Linked DNA regions of Mus musculus: region 2 is linked to region 1. A link is a loop called in an ENCODE intact Hi-C map of the cell type or tissue named here. Cell type or tissue: heart. All regions are shown on one strand. Links, peaks and the distances in the headings refer to the core of each region. The heading gives the core; the rest is flanking DNA. Region 1 overlaps D7Ertd443e (DNA segment, Chr 7, ERATO Doi 443, expressed). Region 2 has its middle 120 kb from the start of Dock1.

The links. Peaks named below come from ENCODE experiments on the same cell type or tissue, not always from the same donor. Only the 100,000 strongest peaks of a DNase experiment are listed, where the experiment ranks them.
Region 2: a loop joins it to region 1, with 2.2 times the contacts of the local background. A loop is called at or near these places in 10 of 42 quality-filtered maps.

Annotation. Positions count from the first base shown.
Region 1 is chr7:134,259,888-134,269,535 of GRCm38, reverse strand. D7Ertd443e (DNA segment, Chr 7, ERATO Doi 443, expressed) reads left to right here. Exons shown (of 9, transcript NM_001199941.1): 8 at 2,699-2,798; 9 at 2,885-3,274. The coding sequence ends at 2,923. Among named protein-coding and RNA genes, the nearest start is that of Adam12, 40 kb to the right of the region's middle. In heart, for the core only: CTCF peaks have their summits at 5,901 (motif pointing left) and 8,314 (motif pointing right); DNase peaks (open chromatin) are centred at 5,895 and 7,895.
Region 2 is chr7:134,545,736-134,555,383 of GRCm38, reverse strand. No RefSeq gene overlaps it. Among named protein-coding and RNA genes, the nearest start is that of Dock1, 120 kb to the left of the region's middle. In heart, for the core only: no CTCF peak of the experiment used is centred there; DNase peaks (open chromatin) are centred at 3,153 and 4,823.

The DNA of each region.
Region 1 (9,648 bases), core at 1,098-9,097:
GACCATGTTCACACACATAAAATGTCATTAAGTGGTAATAAAGTACCTAGCCCTGGGAGAGATTATAGTAATTAAATCAAATTGATAGTGCACTCAGAGACACCAACGAAATAGGAAGAATAATTTTGCCCCCACTCCAGACCCTAAATCTCTGCTTTTACTGTGATTATGTTGTTTCCAGGATAATTAAGTAACTTTGGTTACCTACAGGGGACCTCTTTGAATGTAAGAAAATAAGAAATGGGGGCACACCATTAATGACATGACTCCCAGCATTCTAACAGGGCTTATAAGCGGTCAGTCCCTGCATTTGAAGACTTGCTGTTTGATAAGTGAAAAGTTGTATACGGCTTGCAACAAAAAGTGTTCTCTTCAATTTAGTGGGAACCCCACAACCAGCAGCAACAACAAAACCTTCCCTTATTGATCCCCAAACCTAAAACTGCTATTACAAGATGAAGCAATTTATTTAATTTTTTATGGACTTCAAAGAAGTGATAAGAAGACAGAGTTCTGTCCAGGCAAGTCTCTAAAGGAAACGCTGATGTTTGAAGATGACCAGTAAGCTAGGTGAAGCTAGATTCACAGCCTGTGGCTGCCCTTAACTGGCCTCCTCAGGAGGACCAAGCAATTGGATCTCTTTGCTCTGTGGAACATACATGGCTAGGCACTGACCCCAGCTTTCCACAGTCACGCAAAACTGCTTTTTCTTTGTGTCCCTTGTCATGGATTATGTTGGTTATATTTTTATTCAGATCAAGCAATAGGGGTTAAGCTGAAGTTCCCTCAAGACCAAGTAGCCAGCGCTTCTTCGCTTGGCCCCAGACCTATCTGCTCATAGTTGTCTCCTTTCTCTTCCCCTTAAAAGCCTCCTGTTGGTACATTACACAGGCACCTGATCTTCAACCATGCACAATGTTGTGCTTTGCATGTCTTTTCTTCTGTATCTTGCCATTTTCTGGCATCATCTGTAAGCGTTCCCAAGATGCAGATGTCTGTCCTTGTTTTTGACTGCCTGTGCAGTGTCTTTGTGGGGTTAAACTATTATATATCAGGAGATCTCATCTGAGGAAACAGTGCAGGGCCAGAGGTGGGACATGGAAGCTTTTGTTTCAACTTCCCAGTTGAGTCAGGTGGTCATCTCCAGGAAGGATTGCCTGTGGATCTCAGGAACTGCCCATGCGAGGGCTTTGAGACCAGTTCCCTTGTGGCTTTCTCTCGTTCCTTGTCCCAGTCACTCTCACGTGAAGCAAAGGCGTGTTTCTTTATTCACACGTTTACATAACCCTCACTAAGACCCACAGTGTGCTAGGCTCTGTTAGAGTACAGGTCACTCAGGATTCCATGATTAGCTGTGTGCTGTGTAGTTGGAACACAGTGCTTCACAGTTAAGTAGGAAGCGTTCCTCTTGAGGTTCCAATGCTGGCCCACTGTTAGTCATCCAAGGGGCTTTACCCAACTTTCTTCATCCTGCTGGAACTCATGTTCTCTGTTGTATGTCCCCCTAGCTACTACTTCCAGCTATCATGCTCATTGAGTGTGACTACCCTGATGCTCAGTAACCAAGATGTCAACCACTGATATTGTCATTGTTCTTTCATACTTTATGTTCATGCTTATAAGGGCAGGAAATCTCAAATCATCTGACTTCATACATGAGAGAAAGTGAGGAAGAGATGTTTGAACTGAGAGCCTTGTGTAGCTCAGGAACCTATAGGCTCAGGATGTAGTGAATCCATTGTATTGGAGGAAAACCAATCGACATCAGCACCTGAACAGTTTGTGTTGAGGAGGCAGAAACAACCTTCCAGACAAGGGTCCCTTAGGCCACACTGATAACTCAGAAGATCGTAATTTTACGTGGGGACAAGGACAAAATACTTGAGTCTGGAGTGTACTTAGAATCAGCTTAATCAGACGTGCCATGCGCTAAGAGAAGCAAGCTTTTTTTTTTTTCTCCAATCTATGATTCTTGCTGCTGCCATTCATCAAGTCACAGGAAGTCGAAAATTGGACGGCAAAATTGGGATTCTGTAGAGAATTTTGACATTCAGAACAGCAAAACCAGTTGGGTAAGGCAGGCTGAGAGGTGATTTCCACGCAGATGCCAGGCCTCCCAGCTTGCCTGCTGCACGGCCCGGGAAGCATCATTGAGATGCTGTTCTCAGGGTGACTGTATATCCTGGGACCTCCAAGAAGTTCTTTTCTTTTTCAGGGCCACTATGAATTTCATTAGGTTTACAAATGTACTTGTTTCATTTTAAGTTTTTTCCTTTATTCTTTTTTTTTTAACAAAATAAAAGTTAAAAAAAAAAAGCTAGTTGGACAAGACAAACCAACAGAAGGAAAAGAGCCCAAGAGAAGGCAGTAGAATTAGAAATCTACTCACTTACACACTCAGCACTCTCATGGGAATACTAAACTAAAAGCTATTATATACACGTAGAGGACGTGCAGATCCACGCAGGCCCGGTACCTGCTGCCTCAGTCTCTGTGAGTTTATATGGGCTTTGCTCAGTTGACTTAGAGGGCCTTGCTTTCCTGGTGCCCTGCATCTCTTATGGCTCCTCCTCCTCTTCCACAGGGTTCCCTGCCCTCTGAGGGCTACTCGTGGGCTCCTTCCTGCTGACTAAGCCGGGCTGCCCCCTCACACCAACACTTGGCACCTCTGGCTCACCATGTCCTCTGTCTCTTTCAGAATCTATAATAATTTGCCGGAAGTTAAAAAGAAAAAAGAAGAGCAGAAGAAAAGAATGATCTTACAGAGTAACCGGCTCCGAGCAGAAGTCTTCAAAAAGGTAGCTAGCTGCCTGGCGCAGGTTCTAGGTGGGCGGTCCACAGGCGGTTGGAGAACTTGACATCTTTGTTTCCCTTGCTCCTCCAGCAATTACTGGACCAGCTCCTTCAAAGGAATGCAGTTTGATCCCAGGTGGCTCTGCTAGCCCTGGATCTGGGAACACTTCTGACGACGACGCTGGATGGATGAACCATTACATTTAACACTATCTCCACACGTGCAAGACACCTTTACTTTACTCCTGATTTTTCTTTTTCCCACAAAGGAAATGTCACTTTCTGAATGTCCCAAACAGAAGCAACAGTCCGGCAGGCAATGGATCAGCAGTCCATTGCTGGGACTTCAACACCTCGGGACCTACCAGATTTAGTCCCTTCCAACTTCCTTGGCTTGTGAATTTTACCCATTGCTTCTGAAGTTTCCATTGTACCAATTCCACCCAAGCAGGAAAGCTTCATATACTCACGTGTGCTTGGATGCTTGTTTTTTTTTTTTTTTTTTGGGGGGGGGGGGAGGGACATTTTTTTTTTTTTTCCAAAATTTTTGCAAAAGTCTACCACATTTTAACTTCAAATCCCATGGCTGCCAGTTCTGAACTTTAAGTCAAAGTTCGTGTTCTGTACACATCCTGGAGTGTCAGAGGCTGATTTTGAGAGGGACGGATGGAGAGGCAGAACACAGAAGAAGCAGAAGAGACCTCTGCCTCTCTGCTGCCCCACCCACAGGGCCTGCCTTTGTTAGCCAGAGCACCTGTTTCAGTGGGAGCCAGGAGAATGACTGAGTAAAGCTGACAGCATCTTCACCACCCACGCACAGAAGTTATCTTGACCAAATGGCCTATTGGTACCTACTCTTAATTTATTCTTTCAAGCACTCCCCCTAAATATGTATTTGTGGAGTTAAGAACAGATTAGTTTTTGCAACCAACGTGGAAATAAAAACAGTTATTTGAAATGCAAGCATTTCTCTGTCCTGTATTCTGATCAGTAATGACAATACCCCCTACAACCCCATGACGACACCATGTCTCCTTCACCTCTATCTTTGGCCACCATGAAAGTCCTTGTGCTTCCAGATGACCAGTGGGGAATGCTGCCTCTCTGGAGCTGGTGCAAAGAAGCCAAGATGACTGCCCAGGCAGTGTGTAGGAGTCTCCAGTGAAGGCGTAGAGAGTGGTGCAGGAGCCCTGGTGACACCCCTGTCCTGTCATCCATCTGACTGCCACACATGTCCTCTCTTTCTGGAGCACATCTTCTCTCTCTTTTTTTTTTTTTTAAATTAGCCAGTCCAACCATTTATTTAAAGTAAATTACTGAAGTTGGAAAAAAGTTGGAAAGTATTTTATAATATGTTACAATTGGGGATTAATATTAAGATGATGTCTTTATTTTGTTCCAAAGCTTAAATATGTAAGGATACATACAGATTTGGGGTGATAAAACAGATTATTTGCTAACATGGTTGAGTTTGGGTTTTTTGTTTGTTTGTTTGTTTTTATTAGATATTTTCTTTATTTACATTTCAAATGTTATTCCATTTCCTGGTTTCCCCTCTGAAAATCCCCTATCCCCTCCCACCTTCCCCTGCTCACTAACCCACCCACTCCTGCTTCCTGGCCTTGTCCTTCCCCTACACTGGAGCATAGAACCTTCACAGAACCAAGGGCCTCTCCTCCCATTGATGACCGACTAGGCCATCCTCTGCTACATATATAGCTGGAGCCATGAGTCTCACCATGTGTATTCTTTGATTGGTGTTTTAGTCCCTGGGACCTTCTGGGGGTACTGGTTAGTTCATATTGTTGTTCCTCCTATGGGGCTTCAAACCCCTTCAGCTCTTTGGGTTCTTTCTCTAGCTCCTTCATTAAGGATCCTGGGAGCACATCTTTTTTGTAATTGTCAAACTTAAAATATTTCCCCGAGGTCTCTGTCTCTCTCCTGGCACTGTCCTCTCTGCTATGCTCTTCAGCAGAGACAACGCCATCACTTCCTCTTTTACTTTATTTCTTAATTGCTTTATTTATTTGTAGATATGTCACTATGTCTCTGTGTGTATTCACAAATATGTGTGCTCACATGTTCAGATGCATGTGTGTGGGTATGTGTGTGCTTACTTGAGGAGGCCAGAGGATAATCCTACAATCTTAGGTATCAGAGTTCAGACACTATCCGTTTTAAGTATGTATATATTTAAGACAGGATGTCTCACTTGACCTGGAACTTGACAAATAGTGGCTTACTTGCCACTGAGGCCCAAAGGTCTACCTATCGCAGCCTCTCCAGCAATGGATTGCAGAATGGCATTAAAAACAAACAAATAAAATAGGCAGTAATGTTACGTGCCTTTAATCCCAGCACTAGAAGGCAGAGGTAGACAGATCTCTGAGTTCAAGGTCAGCCTGGTCTACAGAGTGAGTTCCATGATAGCCAGGGCTACACAGAGAAACCCTGTCTTGGGGAAAACAAAAAAACAACAACAACAAAAAAAAAACCAAACAACCAAACAACAAAAACCATAGGCTATAGAGACCCAACACAATTTGGTGTGCTTTCCCATGCTATTATTGGCAGGCTGTCTCCGACAACTAGAATCTACACTTGTGCTTCATTATGCCTGCCATGTTCAGAGGAAGCAACCTGACAGAACCTTCAGGAACAGAAGCTCTGGGGTGCCACTACTGTTCCCGGTCTGTGGCCTTGGACGGAGGTGCCATTCAGCACCCAGCCAGGAGAGAAACCACATGGTAATCCAAGGATGCTTAATGTACTGAATCATTCACCATATAGAGAATTGTCTAGTAAGAAGTGGAGGCAGCTCTGAAGAGCCCAAGTAGCCACAGAAATAAAGGAGCTGCACTAGAAGAATTAGAGCATGGCTCAGCAGATGACAGAGAATGTTTTGTACTGCCCCACCCATAGAACTTACTGAAAATCCACCCTCTGAGGCTTGCCCTGAGGCTTGACAGAAACCTGACCTGCCTGGGGATTTTGAGCCCCCTCTGCTTCAGCAGCAGTCAAAGGGGGGTGGGAAGGTGGGGTGAGAGGAAATGCCTGCTTTGTAGGGCTTGGCACAGTACCTTGCTGAGCCATATCTCTCCAGCGCCCCCTACTGACCAAGTTTAGCATTGCTCAGCCACCTAAGGGAGACTCTACAAAGGGTAGGATCCGTTTTAACTGAGCAGACAAAAAGGGTGGAAACAGGGTGGAGGGTGGGGGTGGGGTGAAAGGAAAAAAATTCAGTAAAGACCTGGCACAGTTGGTTGTTTATCCTTGCCTCAGTTTCCCTAACTGCCAGATGCAAGGTAAGTATAGTGCCTTCTTCATGCGGTTGCTATGGAAATAAAGTGGATGGGAGTGGAGTGTGTGGAAGAATGCCTGGCCCAAAGCAAACACATCATGAGTGTTTCCTGGCATGCACAGAGGTGGGAGGAGAAGCTCATGGGCCATGAGTTGGTTGAGAGGGCTTAGCAGTGAGATGCTTCAAAAGGCCATTGTATGCTTAGCTTTATTGCGTCTGGTCAGTCCTGTAAGCAGGAAGTTTTATCATAAAGTTTGGTTGGGGGCTGGGAAGGTGACTCTATAGGTGGAGGGGTACTTTCCCAAGGCATGGCAGACAGCCTGGCTTTGATCCCCAGGACCCACAGGGCAGAAGGGGAGAGCTGACTCCACAGCTTGTCCCCTGGATCTTTTCACGTGCACATAGCATGTGCTTGCCCCCACACATAAGCGCAGTGAATAAGTAAAGAAATGCAAAATATTCTTGAAAACATTTGGTTGGCTGGTTTTAGGGCTTTTGAGATACAGTTTCATGTAACCCAGGCTAGTTCTGAACTTTCTATGTATCAGAGGCTGGCCTTGAACTTGTGACCGACCTGCAACGGCTTCCCAAGCTCCTGGCTTCTGGTAAACTTTCACATCCCCTCCATGTTCCCATCACCTTGGGAATCCTTTCAGAGCAGCTCAGCAAAGTTTGTGTTTGCTTTTCTAAAATACTGTTAGGGCCTCTTCTCAGTACGCCAATGAATTCCTATGTACAGTTCAACAGCTTTTTGAAAAAAAATGCACACTTTAAGTCAATTCTGCGATAGTTAAGGACAGACTCTCTTGGATGAAGATCCCAAGACATCTGTCCTTACTTTTCTTTAGTATCTCCAGAGTATTTCAGAAGCTTTTCCCATGCATCTAAATTCAGGGCCCAGCTGTTTCCAGACTGTTCGGTGATACTTAAGGAGGTGGGTTTCTGTCAGCTAACATTTTAAAGAGAGAATGCTAGATGGAGCCAACTTTTAAGAGTTCATAAAACACTCACCTTCACTCCAAACCTGCTGCTGAGTCCTCAAATGTAAAGAAGGAAGAGCCAGCCGCACATTAAATGGCACTAAAGAATGTTTTCAAGGGCGGTTCTTAACTAAGGTCCCAGAGAGGGGAACCACGTAGGAATATGGCGTGTTGTCTGGTGTGGGGTAATGGTCCCTCTGTTCTGGCTGGGACAAGGCAGAAAATGAACATTTGGTTTCCTGTTGAGCTTATTTTCTTATTGTAGAAATTATTTTAATGCTGACAAATGGATCGAACACAGCCTGAGTTTCTCTTATGTTGTATAGTAATAACAGAAATATCTAATGTTATGATAAGTAGAGAAATCAAGGCCTACAGAAATAACGCAGCCATTTCTTCCCTCCTCTCAGGAACTGGCCACCAACTGTTGAGTATTTTTCTTAAACTCAGACCTCAAGAAAGACTCCGTGGGGTTTGAAAATTCTAACTAGACTTTGCCATCTTAACGTCACCAAACAAATTCTCTGAGAATGATTTGTTTGCATTTGAGGATGTCTTAGGTCCAGAATGGAGATGGCTTTTCAGAGATGCAGCATGAGGGGGCTGAGGAGTTTCTAAAGAAAGATTCCTGAGTTTGGACCAGGCAACATTTGAAATCCTTAGAGACATCCAGGTGGTAAGAGAACTGAGCCATCTCCCGGTGGTCCCCATGACTTTATGTGGAAGGAGCAATTCCTATTTGGGTTATACATCCTGTCTGCCAGCTGGTAATGGAATAATGGGAAAACAATTGTCTTGGCTCTTCAAACAGCGTCTGTTGCCAACCCAACTTCCTGGAAGCTGTCAGCTCCCCTGGGTGAGTCAGCAAATACTTGCTCTGTGGAGCAAGACTCTGAAAGAAGTACCGGTAAGGCAGCCAATCATGAGAGAGTGTGGATAATTCTCTGTCTCTCAGAGTCCCTACTTTTCACCATTCACTGGCAAAAAAAAAGTCATGCACTAGACCTGGCCTCTGAGTGTATCTGATGACCCACAGTCTGGGTATGAGGCACAGTGTATGCAGGAGGGGCTGGATGTGTCTGCCCAGGGAGTGTGATCTAATCATTGGTACATGAGAGTTCTGGGTCAAGCAACTAAGAATGTGGTAGGAAAAAAAAAAAAAAGACTTCTTTGGGTGGACAGGAATGCACTGTGTGCACTCTCAAAGGAAGTGAGCTGCTAAGTGATTACAGTGTGTCCATCAGCAGATGGCTCCACATGGTAAGGCTCCTTGAATTTGTACTTTCATCAAAATTGCCCACAAATGTGTAGCCCTGCAGAAACCTTTGAAACCCGCCATCCTTGGCAGAAGCAGCCCATTCCTGGGACTGAATCACTTTGGAAGTTTCTCTAGCTCGCTCTCCTTCTCCCTCTCCCTTCTCCCTTCTTCTCCCTTCTCCCTTCTTCTCCCTTCTTCTCCCTTCTTCTCCCTTCTTCCTTCTCCCTTCTTCTCCCTTCTCCCTTCTTCTCCCTCTCCTTTCTCCTTTCTTCTCCCTTCTCCTTTCTTCTCCCTTCTCCCTTCTTCTCCCTTCTTCCTTCTCCCTTCTTCCTTCTCCCTTCTTCTCCCTTCTTCTCCCTCTCCTTTCTCCTTTCTTCTCCCTTCTCCTTTCTTCTCCCTTCTCCCTTCTTCTCCCTTCTCCCTCCTTCTCCCTCTCCCTTTCCCCTTCCCTTTCCCCCTCCCTCTTCTTCCCCTCCCCCATCTTGCTATGTACAGTTGGGACAAGGCTGGCTGATCCTGGAAGAGCAGGCTATGCAACAGGTACTGGAGATTCTGCAAGGTCCCCCACTAACATCCTGTGGCTTATTTTCGAAGGCCAGGATCCTCCACCAAGGCAGACCTCGGTCTACAAGTCACATGGACTATAGCAATGACAACTTTGCAAGCTTCTCCAAAAGTTCAGAGCTTTTCTTTAAGTTGCAGGTGGTGTCTCAATGGAAGATTTAATCTGAGGTGCTCATCTGGAATGTGCACAAAAGGAGGGAGGGCGACACTGAAATTCTAGTTGGTTCCTTTGCCTCTCAAAAAAGGTTCCTGGACACATCCTGAATGGCACTTGTCGGGCCTTGGTGCAGTCAGAAAGGTGACTTCAAGTAGTAGTGTTTGTCCCAGATCTAAGTGCCTTAGACCCTGGGAAGGAAAGAGCAGACTTTTTCAGAGCATCTCAAGACAAACAAAGGAAAACTTTTAAAATTCTTAAAAGACAGGGAGGAAGATGACTCCTCACTCAGTAGATGAGCTGACATGCAGTGGTTGGTCCTGAGTGCTTCCCACGAGCAAAAGCTGAGCCCAACAGCACACACCTGCAGTTCCAACAATCCCGACGCTGGGGACAGAGAGACAGGAAGCTCTCTGGGCCTCTCTCACCAGCTCACTTAGCCAAAACCATGAGCTCTAGGCTTGGTGAGAGACCCTGCCTCAAAAACGAAGATGGAGAACAATTGAAGTAGACACCAATTGTCATCATCTGGCTTCACACATATCCTACACACACACACACACACACACACACACACACACACACACACACAGCTGAA
Region 2 (9,648 bases), core at 621-8,620, 290 kb before region 1:
TTTTTGTTAATATATACCTATACACTTACATATGTTTTATACATTATTTTATGATGTTTAACAATTGTCTTAGTCGGGGTTTCTATTCCTGCACAAACATCATGACCAAGAAGCAAGTTGGGGAGGAAAGGGTTTATTCGGCTTACACTTCCATACTGCTGTTCATCACCAAGGAAGTCAGGACTGGAACTCAAACAGGTCAGGAAGCAGGAGCTGATGCAGAGGCCATGGAGGGATGTTCCTTACTGGCTTGCTTCCCCTGGCTTGCTCAGCCTGCTCTCTTAGAGAACCCAAGACTACCATCCCAGAGATGGTCCTATCCACAAGGGGTCTTTCCCCCTTGATCACTAATTGAGAAAATCCCTTACAGTTGCATCTCATGGAGGCATTTCCTCAACTGAAGCTCCTTTCTCTGTGATAACTTCAGCTGTGTCAAGTTGACACAAAACTAGCCAGTACAATTTACTCTTTAAGGCTTAGCTTTTTTTTTTTTTAATGTAGCTGCAAACACGGATCTATCTACTTAGCTCTTTTATTTGATAGATTTCACTGTATTAAATAATTGCTGGAAAATCAATATGGGCATAGAATGACCTATTGTATGTATTTATGAATGCACTCAACAAATATATATATATATATATATATATATATATATATATATATATAGAGAGAGAGAGAGAGAGAGAGAGAGAGAGAGCACCCTAAAGAGGACAGGTACTGTTCCTGGTGCCAGAGAAGAAGCACATTACACAAAGTTCTTGTTTTTATGGAGCTGAAATTCTGGAAGGAAAACACAAATTGTAAACAGATAGATGTTAAGTACATGGTTTGTCAGATAGACGGCAGTGATGGGAAGAGGAAGGGGTACGTACGGATTGATTGCTACTATATACAGTATGAGCCTAAAGGATATTACCAGTGAGGCTGTGTTGCAGAAATCAAAGAGATAGGAGAAAAACTCAGGACCACTGATTCCAGGCAGAGTAGTGGTGTGGTGGCAGATGACAACAACCAGCTCTCTATAGTGTTTTTGCAACCAGCTATCTAATTTTTTCCCCCTCGGAACTTTCTGATTCTCATGATGTAAACATGTCCACCATGGCTCATTTCTAGCTCACCCCCATCAACAAATGCACAGCATGGGAGAGATGCTTGTCCTTTCTGCAGGGCGGATTGATTTGGGGTGTACCGAATGGACCCAGAGGGGTGAGCTCGATGTGGTTCAGGGCCAGGCAGGCAGACCACATGGATGGAGTAGGCTGAACAAGGAAGAGAGTAGCAGCTGAATTTTAAAAGGCAGCCTGGGGCTAAGTGAAATAAGGCAGCTTCAAGAAACCAACTGCTGTGTGGTTCTACTTGGGTAGACCGGGAGATTCCTAGAGAGATAAGTGGGACGCTTGCTTGATACTGAGGAGGTGGCAGAAGGGAGAGAAGTTTCATGAGTATAGAGTTTAAGATTTCCTTTTATTATGCTTTATTTGTTTACTTGTTGTGTGTGTACAGGTTACTCTGTGTGTGTGTGTGTGTGTGTGTGTGTGTGTGTGTGTGTGAGAGAGAGAGAGAGACAGAGAGACAGAGAGACAGAGAGACAGAGAGACAGAGAGACAGAGAGACAGAGGATACCTTGTGGGGGTTGTGCTCTTCATGTATGTACCAGGGATTGAACTTTAAGTCATGTCAGGTTTGGCAGCAAATACCTGTTAAGCCATTTCCCCAGCCCACGTTTCAATGTGAGAGATGAAGATCCACTCTTGAGGTCTGTTCATCAGCAGCATGAAGATCCTTGATGCTACTGAACTGTGTACTTAAGATGGATCATGACAGTGAATTTCATATAATGCATTAAAAAGGATAATAGTTCAAATTTAAAACAAAAGCAGCCCAGAGCCAGAACACGTAGGTCCTACAAGCCATTGTAGGAATCTGGGTTTTCCTGTGTGAGGTTAAAATGTTTGAGGTAGAAAGGAACTTGATCTTACTCATGTTTTCAAGTGTTAAGAAGAGACTGTAGCAGATCAGTCCATTTTTTCCTTACTGTAACAAGATGCCAAAGGTTGCATCAGCTCCACGTTGGATGGCTTATAGCAGGGGTGTGTGATCATGTGGCAGACAGGAAGCCAAACTGAGACAATGTGTGTGATCAGATCAGTGAGGTCCATGAGAACTGCATGGAATCTCTCCTGAGGGGGACATTCCTAATGACCTAAATGCCACCTCTTAAAAGTACACCACCTCTCAACACGATCAGATGAGGATCAGGCTCATAGCGCTGAGCCCTTGAGGGGTCAAACTCAAACCATATCCAAAGGGAAGGAAAGAGGGCAGGGGAAGGCTGCTATAATAACCCAGGAGAGAGGTCTGTGTAGCTTGACCCTAAGTGTGAGAGATTGAGAAGCTGAATTGTGTGTGGGTTGTGCATGAAGATGAGTCAGGAGACCTAAGAGACTCATCTGACTGACGGGACGTAGGGTGAGAAAGAAAGAGGAGAGATAGGTGATTTCATAGTTTTTGGCTCAGCAACAGAAATGATGGTGCCGCAGGACTATACAGGAGGAACAGATTCAAGGGAGGACACCCATTCAGGTTTGGGAGTGCCTTGTCCTAGGTGTCCATCAGACAGGTGGGTGGAGCAGGAGAATAAGAATTCTTGGCAGATGCCTCCATCAGAGCTTTAGAGGTGGGTGTCATTAGGCTGTGCTGCACATTACATATATGTACAGACAAGGTGCAGATTCTTATTCTGCTAGCACTCCACAGAACTCTGAAGCCAAATTGAGTGATTAACTAAATATAAACAGAATTACAATAGCAATAAAGTTCGAATCACAACGGTATTGTGACAGATGATGGTGTTTTGCAGAAACCAGACCCTGATGTTAGGTTTCCCAGGAGAAAGGCGTATTTTCACATTTTTCATGGGCTTTTTTTTCTGAGTTCCTCTTTCAGTTAATTTCCTTTGAGCCCAATGGACCTTGCTCTCTCCTGGCTCCATTCCATCTCTCCTCCTTCCAGAGTGGAAAACACAGCACATTTAAAGGCTGCTAGAGACAGAAACTTCCCGCCATCATTGACTCAGCTCATGAGAGTCTACCTGGTCTTACATTTCTAGACTCTTCTCAGCCATGCTCCATGCTGTCACCATGTTATTCTTCCTGGCGCACAGCTGGGATTACATCATTGCCCTGCTTCACTTTAAAGGCATCCAGCTGGCTCACTTTCAGCTACACAATGTCGAATGTCTTAGCTGTCATTCACAGAGTCACCATCTGTCATTCTGTGGGTTGTGCATGGGACGTGTTTTCGACCCGGTCCAGTCATGTTTTAGAATCATGGATTCCCTACCACAGACCCCAGCCCACACCCCACGGTCCTTTGCCTGGGGTTATTTCAGTTCTGAAGTAGCCCCTCAGCTGTGTGTTCTCTGGTCTCCATCCTTATTTCTCTACTGCACATGCGTAGGTGCAAGGTCTTCTAATGCCACATCCTCTTTGTATAGTTTGGAACTTCTTTGAGCACTCCATGGCTCTAGTCCCATTCTGAACATCCTTGGGCCCAAGCTGTAGGTTTGGCTTTATTCTTTATTTTAGTCCCCATGAGGTCTTCTACACAAGACGGACATCATGGATTCTTTTCAATAGTGCAGCTTTCACCTCTCCGCCTGGAACTGGGTTTAATGCTCTCATGTATTCTGTAATTAACTATAAACTGAGGTCTGAAGGAGATGCTTTCAAAAATTCCTATGTTGTTTTAAGTGAAGGAGATGCCGGCCCCAGGTCAAGTACTGGGTGAGAGGGGGAGAGCTGGCATGAAGCATGGGTGGACAGTTCCTCTCCTGAGGCTGGCATGCATAGGGATTCCTTAGCAACTGGTGACTCTGCTTGGCTTGGGCTATGCACACTCTCCTTTGCACACAGTTCACCTTGAAACTTAGTCCATCAATCTGCATCCATCTGAACATGTATCCTGTTCCAAACAATGCAGCTGTCACTGACAACTCTTCTGAGTCATTCATTTATTCATTCACTCATTCATTCATTCAGGAAGGAAGGAAAGTTGAGTTGTACTAAGGACATTTGACTAGGGAAAAAGAGGTGCTTCATGAAAGCTGTAACTCGCTTTCAAAACACCACAAAGCATGTGTCTTCTAACAGGAGGGCCAACTCCCTGCCATGCTTATCTGGCATGGCAGACTGAGTCCGGATGAAGGCTCTCAAAAAGGATGGGACACGGCCACTAGAGAGCTGCTTCTAGAATGCTCGTAGCTCATCTCGCCACCTGTATCTTTGCACACTTGCATACATCACTGCTCCAACCCACACAGTCCATAGAACAGGAAGCTATTCAGAAGTAATTTCTTTGCCTCTTGATAGAGCATCTTCATTCTGAAAGAATCAATAGCCTGAAAATGAATTTTAAAAGGACTTCTTTGCAAGTCAGTGTTATTTGGGAGAAGTGGGAGGAATCTCGTATCTAACCCAGAGATAAATACATACAGTCTGAGCCTCTCATGGTATTTCACCCTCCCAGACGACAAGTTATCAAACACTTAAATATTTAAAGCCTCAAATTAACTTCAAGATAACAGTAAAATGCACCAATGTCCTTTACCCTGATAAGAAGTGCAATGAATGGCTTTAAATTAATGCCAGTGCACATGCTCAGAATCCATTAAGGAAACACAGTCATTTGTATGCCTGGCTAAGCCTGGGCCAGCTCATTCTGCAGCCGAGGAGGGCTGGAGCTGTTAAACAATGCCGAAGAGGAAGCAGCAGTGTGGCTTCTAAACAGCAACAGGAGCAGGCGGGCCACAGCCTGGGTCTGCCCAGTGCAGCTGCGCTGGAACCAGCTGCCTTTTCCAAACCCCCCTATGGTGACTAATCCTTAACACTGGCACTCGGTTCTGTGCTTCGCCAGTGTGGCCACGCACTAGGTCTGATCTTGTTCTCATCCCAGCTGCTGGGACATAGGCAGGGGTTGGTTGACCAGTTGTCCAATTACAAGTCAGGAAACTGAGGCATACAAAGGTTAATCAGCTTACCCATGCTTCTGAGCTAATTTTTCAGCCTGTCCTGTCAGCCCCTGTGGATTTCAGGAGATCAACTTGACATGGCCTTTTAAGAGTAAAATATGTGTGACTTTGACTACTCAATTGTAGTTCTTAGTATCTGCTTCATATACACTGGTATGGGGAGTTCTTCCAGGAAGTACAAGGAAGGCAAACATGTCAAGCTACAACCTAATAGATACAGTATTTATAGTATTTATGTAATAACACACAAACACATATTTCTATGTGCAAAGATAGGTTCTGGTCAGCAGCTCAGCAAGAAGATAGAGTGGCAACAGCTTCTTGGAAGAGAAATGAGTTTATTGGTTAGCATAGCTGTATGGTGAGCATTCTTGTTTCTTGGCTGGATTGAAAGCTGCAGCATCAGATACAAAAGGCTCAGAGCAGCTGTGTTTTCTCCGCTTTCCCCTTTATGTTATAAAAGTGACCTTGAATGAAGTCCATACCTGGGTTTGGGCATCTCCAGAGCATTTTAAGAAACAGATGAAATCACTCGAAGCAGGACCCCAGACAGCACTGAAGGCATCCTGAATTTCTACTCGAGCACTGTCAGGGAGAAACATTCCACACTGGCTTCATCACCTACCACATGTGCAGGACATATTTCTGCACGCGCGTGTGCACACACACACACACACACACACACACACACACACACACACACACACTCCATGCCCCAAGCTTGTGGATTAAAAGTGGCCAGGTGATGTCATTGTTAATTGTCCAGAAGGCTTGTCAAAGTGTATAAAAGACATCATGGAGAGTTTGATATGGTGCCAAGAACCTAGTTTCCCCTCTCCCTTTCTTGAGCTCCTGGGAAGGCTCTAGCTGCACTAACCACTGGGGAATGGTCTTTGACTCTGCTTAAGAAATGAGTACAGATGTGTCCCAGATGTGAGCTGCCTCATGGGGTACAGGACATCTGAAAGCTTTATGAACTCAGCGTACCACATTCTCTCAGCTTCTCAGCCTGTCTAGAACACAGGCTACTTTTGCACAGTTCCCTGGAAAAATAGTTGGACTCCGTCAGACTGCAGAACTGTCTTGGCAATGATGAAAACAAAGATCACTTGCCAAATGGTCATGTCAGTGGTTGGTCTGGAAGTGCCCAGCACCTAACAGCCCTGCATGTGTTTGGTACTGGCCTTGCAGGATAAGCCACAATCTTCTGAAGAGGTTTTTAGGTCTGGTACTCACAGGTTTGGAATCTGTTTTTAAGGTTTATGGAACAGCTAAAACAACAGCAACAACTACTACTACTACTTCTATTTCTCCTCCTCCTCCTCCTCCTCCTCCTCCTGACAGTGTTCAATGTATCACAGGGTGGCCTCAAACTCACTTTGTAGGCAAGAATGATCTTGAACTTCCAATTTTCCTGCTTTTACGTCTGGAGGGCTGGGACACCTGGTCTACTCGCCTGTCTATGTGACACTGGAGATGGCGCACAGAGTTGTTCATCCTAAGTCAATATTCTACTAACTGAATTATAATCTCAGATTTCATATATATATATTATCATGCTATATAGCCCACACTGGCCTCAAAGTCATGATTCTCCAGACTTGGTCCCCTGAGCTCTGGATTCAGACCGGCTCCACCATGCCCAGATCATTTGTAAAGCTTCTACTGGAGTTCTTATGTGTCAGGAGGGAATTTGTAGCACCATCAACCTCATTTGCTCTGATCTCCTGTGCTGCAGATGTCTGGTTTAGATATCCTTGCTGATAAGTTTGCATTTCTTATTTTTATGCTTCCTTTCATAATCTTTCTACTTTAAATGAATCTATTGGAATCCATAGAAAGGTTTTTGTTTTTCACTTTCACCAAAACCTCTGTTGCCAGTGACCAAGTTGGGGATCTCTTCTTCACATCACGGTGGACAATATTTTCTTGGTGAGAGTTCGACTGAGACCCCCAGTACCTTAAAAACACAGCCATATTCATGTCTGTATTGTTCCTCAGACTCACCTAGGGGAATTTTCAGTGACAACAGGATGTCCAGGCTTCCCAACAGCAAAGACTCAAGGTGGGTTTTGTCTCATCTCTGAACTAGCCACCTTGCTAGGGCACTGCTCACTGCACAGTACCCCCTCAGAGAAGGGCAGAGGTCACTGTAATCCCTGAGGGTATGCAGGGAAGCCTGGACTTTGGACCATGACAATCAGAAGCCCAACAACACAGAAGAACTGTGGTGATGACAGGTACTGCAGAGAACAGGGTGACAACTGTTCAACATCCTCCCTCATGAACCATTGTCTTAGTCAGGGTTTCTATTCCTATACAAACATCATGACCAAGAAGCAAGTTGGGGAGGAAAGGGTTTATTTAGCTTACATTTCCACGTTGCTGTTCATCACCAAAGGAAGTCAGGACTAGAACTCAAGCAGGACAGGAAGCAGGAGCTGATGCAGAGCCATGGAGGGATGTTCTTTACTGGCTTGCTTCCCCTGGCTTGCTCAGCTTGCTCTCTTATTGAACCCAAGACTACCAGCCCAGAGATGGTATCACCCACAAGGGGCCCTCCCACTTGGATCACTAATTGAGAAAATGCCCTAGAGCTGGATCTCATGGAGGCATTTCCTCAACTGAAACTCCTTTCTCTGTGATAACTCCAGCCTGTGTCAAGTTGACACACAAAACCAGCCAGTACACCCATTTTCCTACTACTGAGTGACAAAGGAAGGAAGCTCTGCCTGAGTGGAGGAAATTCAGTTTTCCATAGGGTGAGGACTGAGGTCCACCCTGTTGGGGATGTTTCGATTGTAAATTCGAGCATGCCTTTAATTGGTTGTAAGGCTTCCTCTCTGTCTGTCTCTCTGGTTTTCATTAGTGTTGTGCTTGCTTTTTCTCTCCATATGTGTCTTCCATCAGTCATGGACACACTCTGGCCATCTTGTCTTAATCTTCTCTTTCTTTCCTCCTTCTAGACAATGGATTTTTATAGGTATTAGACACTTTGACTATGTCCTGCATGTTTAATCTCTTTTTCCCTTTTGGAAGTCAAATCCAGGAACCTAGACCTGATGCTTTTATGTTGTCAATAATTCCCAGTCCCTATTGTATATTCTCCAACTTTGAAACATGTTCTCTCCCACTGTTTCTCTTTGCCATGCCTCAGTTTGGATGCTTTCTATTGTAAATAGAATGCTTCACTATTACAATCAGTGAAGATGAGAGGCCTTTATTCTGCCTGTTAAACTTGCTGGCAACTCCAGCTAATGAGCTCCTAATTCAAACATTATCTTTTCTATTGGAGAACATCCATTTAGCTAATATTTTTGTAGTTTATGAGCTATGTTAAAAATCATCTTTATTATCTTATCTAATATCCATCTTTTTCTATCATTAGAAATGCATTGAAAATAGTTGTTTTATAAAGTTTGTCTGCTAATGTTAACATCTGGATCCATGGCCCATTGGCTCTGTGGTCACCCCCTCACTCTTTCTTGGCTTTGGGTCACATGGCTTTTTTCTTTTTTGTGGCTAGTGATTTTCAGATTTTTCCTCCCTTCTAGATAGGACTTAATCCTTTCCTCCGAGGATGGGGCGGGGCGGGGGTGGGGGGAGACAGAAGATCAGCAGATGCTCTGTCACAACCAAGGCCAGAGCTGGGCTAATAGTTGATTAGATTTGTTTGTTTTGCTTTGCTTTTTGAGATGATGTTTCTCTGTGTAGCCCTGGCTGTCCTCGAAGGCACTCTGTAGACCAGGCTGGCCTTGAACGCATAGGAATTAAAGGTGTGAGCCACCACGCTCAATAACAATAGCAGCTGGTTAGTAAAGCTGATCAGTAAACATTGATTAAGCTTGGACCTTCCAGGATGTTTTGTTCTCTTGTTGCCTTAAAGGATATTTTATTTTTTAATTATATATGTGTTTATGCTTGTGTCCATGAATCCAGTACCTGTAGCGGCCAGAAGAGGGCATCAGATTCCACAGAGATACGGTTAGAGGTGGTTGTGAGCCACCCAGGGTGGGCACCGCGAACCTGGGTTCTCTGTCAGAGCAGAAGCTCTCTTAAACCCGGAGCCACCTCTCCAGATCCTCACTTTGCTTTAGAAAGAGATACAGTGTTTTTGTTTTTCTACAAGATGTGTTTAATTGAAGTTGCAAAATGCAAATTCTTGTATTATGAGCCTGTGCTTTCCAGAAGTTTCTACTGATATTTTCACTACAGCTAAAACCAAGAAGCAGTCATCTGTGTTTTTGAGGACTCCCAAGGGTTTGAACGCCACTGCCTTAGTCGTCTGGCGGTGGCCCTCTGTGCAGCCTCCCGCTGGGCTTTACCTTCTCCTTTCTTCACTCTCCTTTCCAAACCCAGATTCCAGCTGCTCTCCCAGGGGACCATCAGCCATTTTCCCTCTCCACAGTCTATCCTTTGTGAGCCTCTGCCAGTTCCCAGGCTTGGCGTCTTTATACTGCTCCCGAACAGGTGCTGCCAGAGACCTGAGAACGGCCCTGTGGACCACCAAGTACTGGGACTATAACTGATGGAGATCCTCCGTTGCTGGCCTCTGACACCTGTCACTGTGACACCGTCACTGCCCTTGTGACAGTCGCTCCTTTACAGGGGCTGCC